2 separate regions of the Homo sapiens genome follow, and region 2 is linked to region 1. A link is an interaction called in ENCODE POLR2A ChIA-PET data of the cell type or tissue named here. Cell type or tissue: OCI-LY7. All regions are shown on one strand. Links, peaks and the distances in the headings refer to the core of each region. The heading gives the core; the rest is flanking DNA. Region 1 has its middle 11 kb from the start of MILR1. Region 2 overlaps SMURF2 (SMAD specific E3 ubiquitin protein ligase 2).

Evidence for each region. Peaks named below come from ENCODE experiments on the same cell type or tissue, not always from the same donor. Only the 100,000 strongest peaks of a DNase experiment are listed, where the experiment ranks them.
Region 2: POLR2A ChIA-PET joins it to region 1 with 5 read pairs; 5 of 35 experiments call an interaction of 5 or more read pairs at or near these places.

Annotation. Positions count from the first base shown.
Region 1 is chr17:64,435,230-64,440,612 of GRCh38, forward strand. No RefSeq gene overlaps it. Among named protein-coding and RNA genes, the nearest start is that of MILR1, 11 kb to the right of the region's middle. In OCI-LY7, for the core only: no CTCF peak of the experiment used is centred there; a DNase peak (open chromatin) is centred at 2,912.
Region 2 is chr17:64,590,690-64,596,072 of GRCh38, forward strand. It overlaps SMURF2 (SMAD specific E3 ubiquitin protein ligase 2), which reads right to left. Exons shown (of 19, transcript NM_022739.4): 4 at 2,751-2,884; 5 at 395-460. Among named protein-coding and RNA genes, the nearest start is that of SMURF2, 69 kb to the right of the region's middle. In OCI-LY7, for the core only: no CTCF peak of the experiment used is centred there; no DNase peak of the experiment used is centred there.

The DNA.
Region 1 (5,383 bases), core at 141-5,140:
TGAGATGGAGTTTTGCTCTTGTTGCCCAGGCTTGAGTGCAATGGTGTGATATCTGCTCACTGCAACCTCCGCCTCCTGGGTTCAAGTGACTCTCCTGCCTCAGCTTCCTGAGTAGCTGGGATTACAAGCATGCACCACCACGCCCAGCTAATTTTGTATTTTTAGTAGAGACAGGGTTTCTCCATGTTGGTCAGGCTGGTCTTGAACTCCTGACCTAAGGTGATCTGCCTGCCTCAGCCTCCCAAAGTGCTGGGATTACAGGCATGAGCCACCGTGCCTGGCAATCAAAGCCAAATTTAAAAGAAGCCTATATAGCAAATAATTATTCTTGCTGCACATTATGCCGATAATATGCCAAGTATCATAAGATTAAAGCCTGTTTTGCAAACAAATCAGTCCTATCATGATTTGTTTTAATTTAATAAAAATGGAAGATGAGAGAGAGAAAAAATTGTGTATCAAAAACTATGGTATACCTTGATATGGTTTGGCTGTGTCCCCACCCAAATCTCATCTTGAATTCCCACACATTGTGGGAGGGACCTGGTGAGAGGGAATTGAATCATGGGGGCAGGCCTTTCCCATGCTGTTCTCATGATAGTGAATAAGTCTCATGAAAGCTGATAGTTTTATAAGGGGGAGTTTCCCTGCACAAGCTCTCTCTTTGCCTGCTGCCATTCATGTAAGACGTGACTTGCAGCTCCTTGCCTTCCATCATGATTGTGAGGCCTTTCCAGCCATGTGGAACTGTAAGTCCATTAAAACTCTCTTTCTTTTGTAAATTGTCCAGTCTTGGCTATGTCCTTATCAGCAGTGTGAAAACGGACTAATACATATCTGTTATTAGAGTCTGGTCTCATCCATTGTTTTTGAGTTTTTTCTGCTTTTTAAATTTTATTTTTTGGACAGAATCTCACTTTGTCACCCAGGCTGGAGTGCAGCGACATGATCTCGGCTCACTGCAACCTCCACCTCCTGGGTTCAAGTGATTCTCATGCCTTGACCTCCCGAGTAGCTGGGATTACAGACACCCACCACCACACCCAGGTAATTTTTGTATTTTTAGTACAGATGGGGTTTCGCCATGTTGGCTACTCTGGTCTTGAACTCCTGGCCTCAAGTGATCCACCTTCCTCAGCCTCCCAAAGTGTTAGAATTACAGGCGTGAGCCATCACACCTGAACTTTTCTGCTATTTAGACTGACCCTGATTATTTTTGTGAACCAATGAGTGATCTCTGTCTGCTGCTCAGCAGAAACAGGAGGAATGGGCAATGTAAAAATTTGCATCAGGTTTATAATTCTGGGCATGCATTGGGATTGGCTAGCAACTCCATATCAGCTTGGTTCCAACAATTGCCCAGTTCATGGAAAGCCTTCCTATTTAGTTTACTTGGAATTATTTTATCTATTTTGTTTTACTATTATGGAATATATGGCTGTTGTACTCTTTGTGTAGGAATGCAGGATAAACTTACTCAACATTTTCTTTTTTTTTTTTTTTAAGATGGAGTTTTGCTCTTGTTGCTCAGGCTGGAGTGCAATGGTACAATCTTGGCTCACCACAACCTCCGCCTCCCATGTTCAAGCGATTCTCCTGCCTCAGTCTCTCGAGCAGCTGGGATTACAGACATGAGCCACCACACCTGGCTAATTTTGTATTTTCAGTAGAGACAGGGTTTCTCTATGTTGGTCAGGCTGGTCTTGAACTCCTGACCTCAGGTGATCTGCCTGCCTTGGCCTCCCAAAGCACTGGGATTACAGGCATGAGCCACTGTGCCTGGCCAACATTTTCTTAAATTGAATACTTATTAATCTTCCAGATACCACCTTTTTGTCAGAACTCAGAGTTATGAATGGCCCTCACCATACTAATGCTTTCTGACTGAGCTCCTCTCTACCCTGAATAAAAGAGACCCTAATAATTAGGCAGGAATATCACCACCCCTATTCAGCCCAAAGAAGTTACTGATGATGGATCCTCCTCCCTCTACAACACTTAGTCCTCTTGTAAAAGGGAGGAAGAAATGTGTCAGAGGTGTTGGAACAAGAGTGACTCCATCTTGAACAGGGGCTAGGTAAAATAAGGCTGAGACCTGCTGGGCTGCATTCTCAGGAGGTTGTGGATTCTTAGTCACAGGATGGGATAGGAGGTTGGCACAAGATACAGGTCATAAAGAACCCACTGATAAAACAGCATGCAGTAAAGAAACCAGCCCAAACCCATTAAATCCAAGATGGCAACAAAAGTGACCTCTGGCCATCCTCACTGCTCATTATGCTAATATAATGCATTAGCATGCTAAAAGACACTCCTCCCACCAGCACTATGACAGTATACAAATGCCATGGCAACGTCTAGAAGTTACCCTATGTGGTCTAAAATGGGGAGGAAACATTAGTTTGCTGGGGTCTGGATCAGAACCCCTTTCTGGAAACACTGTAGATAACATCACTATTGTAAAACCTACAATTGGTGTTTTGGAGATCTTTCAGACTGACCCCACCTGGACCCATGACTCATGAGTCAGCTGATCCTGTGGCTCCATGCAGAGGTGGACTCAACTGATGAAGACTGTTTTCCACACCCCTATGATTTCATCCTCAACCAATCAGTAACACCCATTCCCAAGCCCCCTGCTCACCAAATTTTCCACAAAACCCTTAACATCATAGCCTTTAGGGACAACTGCTTTCACAGGCTGGCATTGAGTGCCTGCAGTTTTTCCAGGCACATAGTGCAAGTTGTCAGTGGATCTACCGTTCTGGGATCTGGAGGATGGTAGCCCTCTTCTCACAGCTCAACTAGGCAATGCTCCAGTGGGGACTCTGTGTAGGGAGCTCCAACCCCACATTTCCCCTCTGCATTGCCCTAATAGAGGCCCATGAGGGCTCCACCCCTGCAGCAGACTTCTGCCTGGATATCCAAGCATTTCCATACATCCTCTGAAATCTAGGCGGAGCTCAACTGTTGTCTTCTGTGCACGTACAGGCCCAATACCACATGGAAGCTGCCAAGACTTGGGGCTTGCACCCTCTGAAGCAACAGCCTGGACTGTACCTTGGTCCCTATTAGCCATGGCTGGAGCTGGAGCAGCTGGGACGTGTGGCACCATGTCCTGAGGCTGCACAGAGCAGAAGGGCCCTGGGCCTGGCCTGGAAAATCATTTTTCCCTCCTAGGCCTCCAGGCCTGTGATGAGAGGGGCTGCCATGAAGATTTCTGAAATGCCCTGGAGATATTTGCGCCATTGTCTTGGCTATTAACATTCAGCTTCTCTTTACTTATGCAAATTTATGCAGCCCAGGGGCTTGAATTTCTCCCCAGCAAATGGGTTTTTCTTTTCTACCACATGGTCAGGCTGCAAACTTTCCAAACTTTTTTTTTTTTGAGATGGAGTTTCATTCTGTTGCCCAGGCTGGAGTGCAGTGGTGCAATCTCAGCTCACTGCAACCTCCTCTTTCCAGGTTCAAGCAATTCTCCTGCTTCAGCCTCCTGAGTAACTGGGACTACAGGTGCGCACCACTGCGCCCAGCTAATTTTTGTATTTTTTTTTTTTTCAGAGGCAGGGTTTCACCTTGTTGGCCAGGCTGGTCTCGAACTCCTGACCTCGTGATCTGCCCACTTCAGCCTTCCAAAGTGCTGGGATTACAGGCATGAACCTCTGCACCTGGCCCCAACTTTCCAAACTTTTATACTCTGCTTCCCTTTTAAATATAAATTCCAATTTCAGATTATCCCTTTGTAAATGCATGTGACTGTATGCCATTAGGAGTAGCCAGCCCACCTCTTGAACACTTTGCTGCTTAGCAATTTCTTACGCCAGATACCCTAAATCATATTTGTCAAGGTCAAAATTCCACACATCCTTAGGGCAGGAGTAAAATACCACAAGTCTCTTTGCTAAAGCATAGCGAGAGTGACCTTTACTCCAGTTCCCAATAAGTTCCTTATCTCCATCTGAGACCATCTCAGAGTGGATTTCATTGTCCATATCACTATCAACATTTTGGTCAAAACCATTCAACAAGTCTCTAGGAAGTTCCAAACTTTCCCACATCTTCCTGTCTTCTTCTTGGGTTTGTTTTTGTTTTTTGAGACAGAGTCTCACTCTGTTGCCCAGGCGGGAGTGCAGTGGCATGATCTCAGCATACTGCAACCTCTGCCTCCCAAGTTCAAGCAATTTTTATGCCTCAACCTCCTGAGTAGCTGGGATTACAGGCATGCACCTCCATGGCCAGATATTTTTTTAATTTCTAGTAGAGACATGGTTTCACCATGTTGGCCAGGCTGGTCTTGAACTCCTGAGCTCAAGCAGTTCTCACACCTTGGCCTCCCAAAGTGCTGGGATTGCAGGCATGAGCCACCATGTCCAACCATCTTCTTGTCTTCTTCTGAGCCCTCCAAATTTTTCCAACCTCTGCCCATTACCCAGTTCCAAAGTCACTTCCATATTTTCAGGTATCTTTATAGCAGTACCCTACTCCTGGTACCAATTTTCTGTATTAGCCAGATTTAACACTGCTATAAACACCTACTTGAGGCTGGCCATGGTGGCTCATGCCTGTAATCCCAGCACTGTGGGAGGCTGAGGTGGGCGGATCATGAGGTCAGGAGTTCAAGACCAGCCTGGCCAACATAGTGAAACCCCATCTCTACTAAAAACACAAAAATTAGCTGGGCATAGTGGTGGGTGGCTGTAGTTCCAGCTACTCGGGAGGCTGAGGCAGGAGAATCACTTGAACTCAGAAGATGGAGGTTGCAGTGAGCCAAGATTGCACCCCTGCACTCCAGCTTGGGCAACAGAGTGAGACTTCGTCTCAAAAAAAAAAAAAAAAAACAGAAAGGACTACTTGAGACTGGGTAATTTATGAAGAAAGAGGTTTAATTGAGTCACAGTTTTGCATGGCTGGGGAAGCCTCAGGAAACTTATGATTGTGCCAGAAGACAAAGGGGAAGCAAGCACCTTCTTCACAAGGCGGCAGGAGAGAGAGAGGCAGGGGGAACTGCCACACTGCCACACACTTTTAAACCATTGGATCTCATGAGAACTCACTATCACAAGAAAAGCATGGGGGAACCACCCCCATGATCAAATCACCTCCCACCAGATCCCTCCTTCAACACTTGGGGATTACAATTCGAGATGAGATTTAGGCAGGGACACAGAGCGAAATCATATCATTGGGTATATAAAATTTTCAAACAGCATCATCATTTGAGCTAAAACATTTTTTTTTTTTTTTTTTTTTTTGAGACGGAGTCTTGCTCTGTCGCCCAGGCTGGAGTGCAGTGGCGCAATCTTGGCTCACTGCAACCTCCGCCTCCCAGGTTCACGCCGTTCTCCTGCCTCAGCCTCCCGAGTAGCTGGGACTACAGGCGCCT
Region 2 (5,383 bases), core at 201-5,200, 160 kb after region 1:
TAGCATAGATTTTAAAGCTGTAAAGCATTAAACATTAAAACAAGTTCAATAGAATGTTCTCTTCTTACTAAAAAAACTAGTTTGAGAATTATTTTCAGTAAACTTTAATAACATTTATAAAGTCTGAACTTAGTGCTCTACTATATTAGGATACTTTGAAAGAATTATATCCTGAAGGATCAACAGTTCTTCACAAAACTTTTTTTTTTTTTTACATTAAAGTTTTTTAAATTAAGTTAACCTGGATCCTGGATTCACTGTAACATTTTACCTGGCTCATTTAATTCAGGCCAACACAATGAAGCTACAGTTATTATACTTTGATTTAAAAGGTATTTTACACTTTAGGTCAGTTTGAAACCAAAATTCATGTAACTTTAAATTCCACACTTACCTACTATCTGTCCTCTAACTGTATCATTGTCATTTGGCCCGAGTTTGCATAAATCCAACCTCTGATCTATTTGAAGTCAACAAAGAAAGCAACGAAAAAATTAGCTGGTATCAGAGATTCTAACATCTATAGAGTGACAATAAATTTCCACAATCCATTAGAAATCAAACCTATCATTTAAAGAGTTCAGATTTCAAAAACCAAACACTGGTGTATTACATTGCCAACATGCAGTCACTTTCTCTCCAAAACTTTTAGACCACTTTAGTCTGAGTCTTAATAATTGTTGGTCTTAAGGAATTTATCCCTAAGCCTTGGTTTTCTCACATATGACAATATGTGAATCCTCATATTTTTTTGAGGATTAAATCAGATAATTATGCCAAACTCTCAGCATAGTGCCTGGCACATAAGTGGTCAACAAATGTTAGTTGTCATTATCATTTTTTAACTAACCATTTCAAATGACATGGACCCAAAAAAGTATTCATAAGAAGCCAAGAATAAACTGTAAAATCTGGGTTTGCATCAGTTCTGTCACTCATTCATTTAGGAGCAAATCATTTCTTCTCTCAGATGCCTCATCTGTAAAAGAGATATAACACTGACCTGGCCCTGAAAGTTACAGTAAGGAACAATGTCACCTAAAGTACGCTGGTTTTACTTTGATTACAGCACTTATAGCTGAATGCTTTTACAACTGTATGCCATCTGTCTACTTATCTGTGAATTGATAAATGGAGGAGACCATATCTTAGTCTTTGTATTTTCCACTCCAATCTGGTAGAACATTACATCAGGTAGGTGCTCAATAAATATTTGATAAATTCAATATTACTGCACATCAAAAAAGTCAAATAAATTAATACAATGAAGCAGTCACAAGAAACAGAAAAATCCATGCCCCTAAACTACAGTCCCTACTTATCCAACCAAAAATACAGACATTTTTCCCTTTGCAAAATAAATGGGTGCTACTAAGCTGGCTATACAGTGGATTCTGCAGAGCAACTAACTCCTCCTCTCCTATTCAGTCCTTCCAATGCGGCATGCTCCCTTTGCCAGCAGGCCTTTGCCCTTCCTTCTCAGAGGACAGGATTCATGCCTTTTTCTCCTTTATACAGCCAGGGTTTAGAACAGTAGCACATTAAGTCTTCAATAACTGTAAACTTATTGAACTAGGGATAATGTCAGACATTTGACCTATAAGTTTTCAGTTTGCTGAGTAATAAAACAGTTTACTTTTATATGCAATTCATTTTTTCCAATCCCAGTGTCTTTTCTCTACTGTTGGTTACCCTGTCAGCCCAGAAATACAAGAATTTCTTAGATGCCTTTAAATATCTTGGACTAAGAACTTCTAGCTCAATTTTCTGCCCTTTTCTTTTTCACAAGGTCAATATATACCTATGCTGTGGTATCATACTACATTAAAAGAGACAATCTCTTGATATATTTAATAGTCAATGCTAAATTTACTCTTTTTTGTTTATTAATTTCCTTAGATCTTATGTGAGTTTGTTTAGCATATGCATCTGGGCTAAAATCCCATGACGATGACTAACGGTATTTTTTACATTATATAAAAAAGAATTCTATAGAAACAAACACACAAAAAAAACCTGTTGAAAAAGGAATTCCCATTTATGTTCCAATGGAAAGACCCATCCAAAAGACTCACCTGGTTATGCTAAGTCAACTTATAAATCCATTATGAAAACCACTTCTAATGTCCTGATCTTGGTCTAATCTTCTAAATCCTCAGGCTGATGATAAACTCAGCTACAGTTAAGTAGTTAATACAGCTGTTGTACACTCAAAATAACGTTTAATCTTTAACTTTTAATTTTGTCACAGCAGTTTTATGTATTATACCATTCTTACCCCTTCGTAATTGCCCTTTAACTGCCAGCTTAAATACTCCAATCACCTAAATAAAAGCATTTCATCCACAAATCCACCAAAACCAGAAAAGGATACTAAGAAATTTTAAAAGGCATATACATCCTGATACCTTTATTTTTGCCATTCTGGATATCAATCATTTCTTAATACTTTTAAATTAGCTGGAAATGAAGCATCAGCCCTGATTTGGCTGTAAGTTTCACATATTTAAAATGTTTCTTTTTTTTTTAAGTCTACAAAATAAATTTAGATCAGGAATTTTTACCAATGTTTCAGACATGCACAAGAAGTTGTGTTTGAAGCCCTACCAACATACTCAAATATATATATTATTTTTAAATATATATTTGAGGATACATATATAGTGCATGTATATATGTATATGCACAAATACATATACACACACACACATATATGTTTTTTAATTGGAAAAGCACTCGTATCTACTCACAACCAGTGTCTTTGAGGCGGTTGATGGCATTGGAAAGAAGACGAACACAACCGAGAAATCCAGCACCTTGTTTCTTATGGATCTTCTTGTGATTCCATACACTGATCGTAACTGAATCAGACTTTCCAATATACCTAAAAAACAAAACGGCTGCATGAGTAACTTGGTAGTTACAGGCAGTTGGCGTAAAATTTTTCTTTTGTTCTTTTTATATTCTAAAGTTACTAATATGCTTCAGAATCTGGCTAGATTATGCAAAATATGTCTTGAGTTAATCCACAGGATTGAATTTAAATTTTTAAAAATCTTGAAAATTTTAGTATATTTTTATCACATCTGCCACTCTCAAGCTGGGCTATAATTCTAGTCAGTAAAAAGGCTATTTTAGTAGCTAATGTCTAATAACACTAAGGGAGTTTATTAAATAACTTCTTTGCAAGAAAAAGAATCTTAAAAACTTTTATCACAGTCACATTTTAAATACATGTCGATGACATGACCTACTTTTCAAGGGATAGTGTCAAGGCTGACAGACCAAAAATCTGACCTACCTGTTATATTTTAAAATGCTGTAGAACAAAAGCTGTTTGTAACGCTTTTCCCCTGCTTCTTTCCTGTATGCAGGCCTTGAGCGAGCAGGACTCTTGCAGATTTCACTTCACTGCCTGCAGACAAGCAGAGCAGGGAAAAGCGTTACTGTACTTGTCTGTGCATATGCCTGTAAGTATGTAAAAGCTCTACCACAGCCAATTGTTAACATGGCATCAACCCATGCAAAAAGATAATAAAATAACATGTCAGTAGAATCCTAGCTCTATTTCAATGACAATAAGAGGTCAAATTTTTGGTCCAGCAACCTTGATCTTAAAGTATCATTCAATAAATTACAATATCAGAAAAATTCACCTAGTATACAGAAAAGCCTAAACCATTTAAGTAAGGACTAAAGCTTTTAAATAAGTGACATGGAAGGTACACTTGAGCCCCGGGATCCAGCTGTGCCTAAAAAATGCCCACCCCAGGCTTTTAATTATGCAAATCAGTACATTCCCTTTTAAAAAATTAAGCCAATTTGAATTTGGTCTCTGTTGCTTGCAAATGAAAAAATCTGAATTAAAATATTGTTCAGTATGCATGTACCAATTTTCGAATACACCTACCAGTTCTATCTTGGCATGTATCTACTGGCATGTAATTCCAGAGCCAGAATCAAGTATTAAGTAGCTGAATTACCCAAGCTGAACATTTTTTAAAAAGTTACATTAGGCCGGGCGCGGTGGCTCACGCCTGTAATTCTAGCACTTTAGGAGGCCGAGGCAGGCAGATCACCAGAGGACAGGAGTTCGAGACCAGCCTGACCAACATGGAGAAACCCTGTCTCTACTAAAAATACAAAAAAACTTAGCCAGGCACGGTGGCATGCACCTGCAATCCCAGCTACTTGGGAGGCTGAGGCAGGAGAATCACTTGAACCCGGGAGGCGGAGGTTGTGGTGAGCCTAGATTGCGTCACTGCACTCCAGCCTGGGCAACAAGAGCAAAACTCCGTCTCAAAAAAAGAAAAAAAAAAGTTACGTTAAACCAGTTGTCCAACTAGTAAGCCTGGTTTACAGGTATGCTGAAATACATATATTGATTACCTCAGTCCTCAGGGCAACGCACCACTGGCTTAAGCAACTTCATCTGTGTAGTCCAATGTGCCATATTTTTTATGTGTACCATGATATGAAAAGGTTGGGAAGCTCTACATTAAATCATAATAAGAAATTGCTAATTATAGACCTTCTGGAAGATAGCCTAACTCTGAATTACTAAAAATTATGAAATATATTGTATTACTTAAGCGTACATGTCACAAACATTCTGTCCAAATATTCCTGGGCCAGAAATGAATCCAAAATATTACCTTTTCTTATACATAGAGAAGTACATGCTCTCACTTTAATGAAACCTCATGTAATATAACATACATGGCAACAAAAACAGTAAATTCCTTTTGCAATTGAAAGTTAAATAGAGGGCTCTATTAGCTTCTATTAAAACTTTGACTTACTAACAAATACATGATTTATAAACAAGTTTCAGGATGTTTTGTTGAAAGGGAGAGAGGGACACCTCTATAGGTGAATACAATGTTACCATATAGACCAAAATATGTACTCAGGATTTTGGGCTAAAATTTAATTATTAGATTTTGTTTGTATACTTAGCCAATTAAAGGCAAGGGTTTTGTAAAATGACTTTGGAAACAATCATAAGAGATGCTTCTGACAGCCAATTAATATTAATTGTAAGATAAAACCTAATAAGTACAAGAAAGATGTTCAACATCATTAGTCATGATGCACCTCAAAACCATGACCAGATACAACTTCATACCCACTAGGGTGGCCACAATTTTTTTTAAAAGAAAATAACAGTGACAGAGGAATAAAGAAACTTCCAGTGGAAAACAACAGTCATGAAAGATCAAAATCAGGATGCCATCAGCAATACTCTAAACCTACAATTTCCAAAATGGTACCCACCAACCACGAGACCCTTGAGGACTTCAAGTGTGGCTAGTCCAAATTGAGGCAAGCTGCAAAATAAACCACTGATTTTTTTTTTTCTTAACATAAAATGAGAAAACCG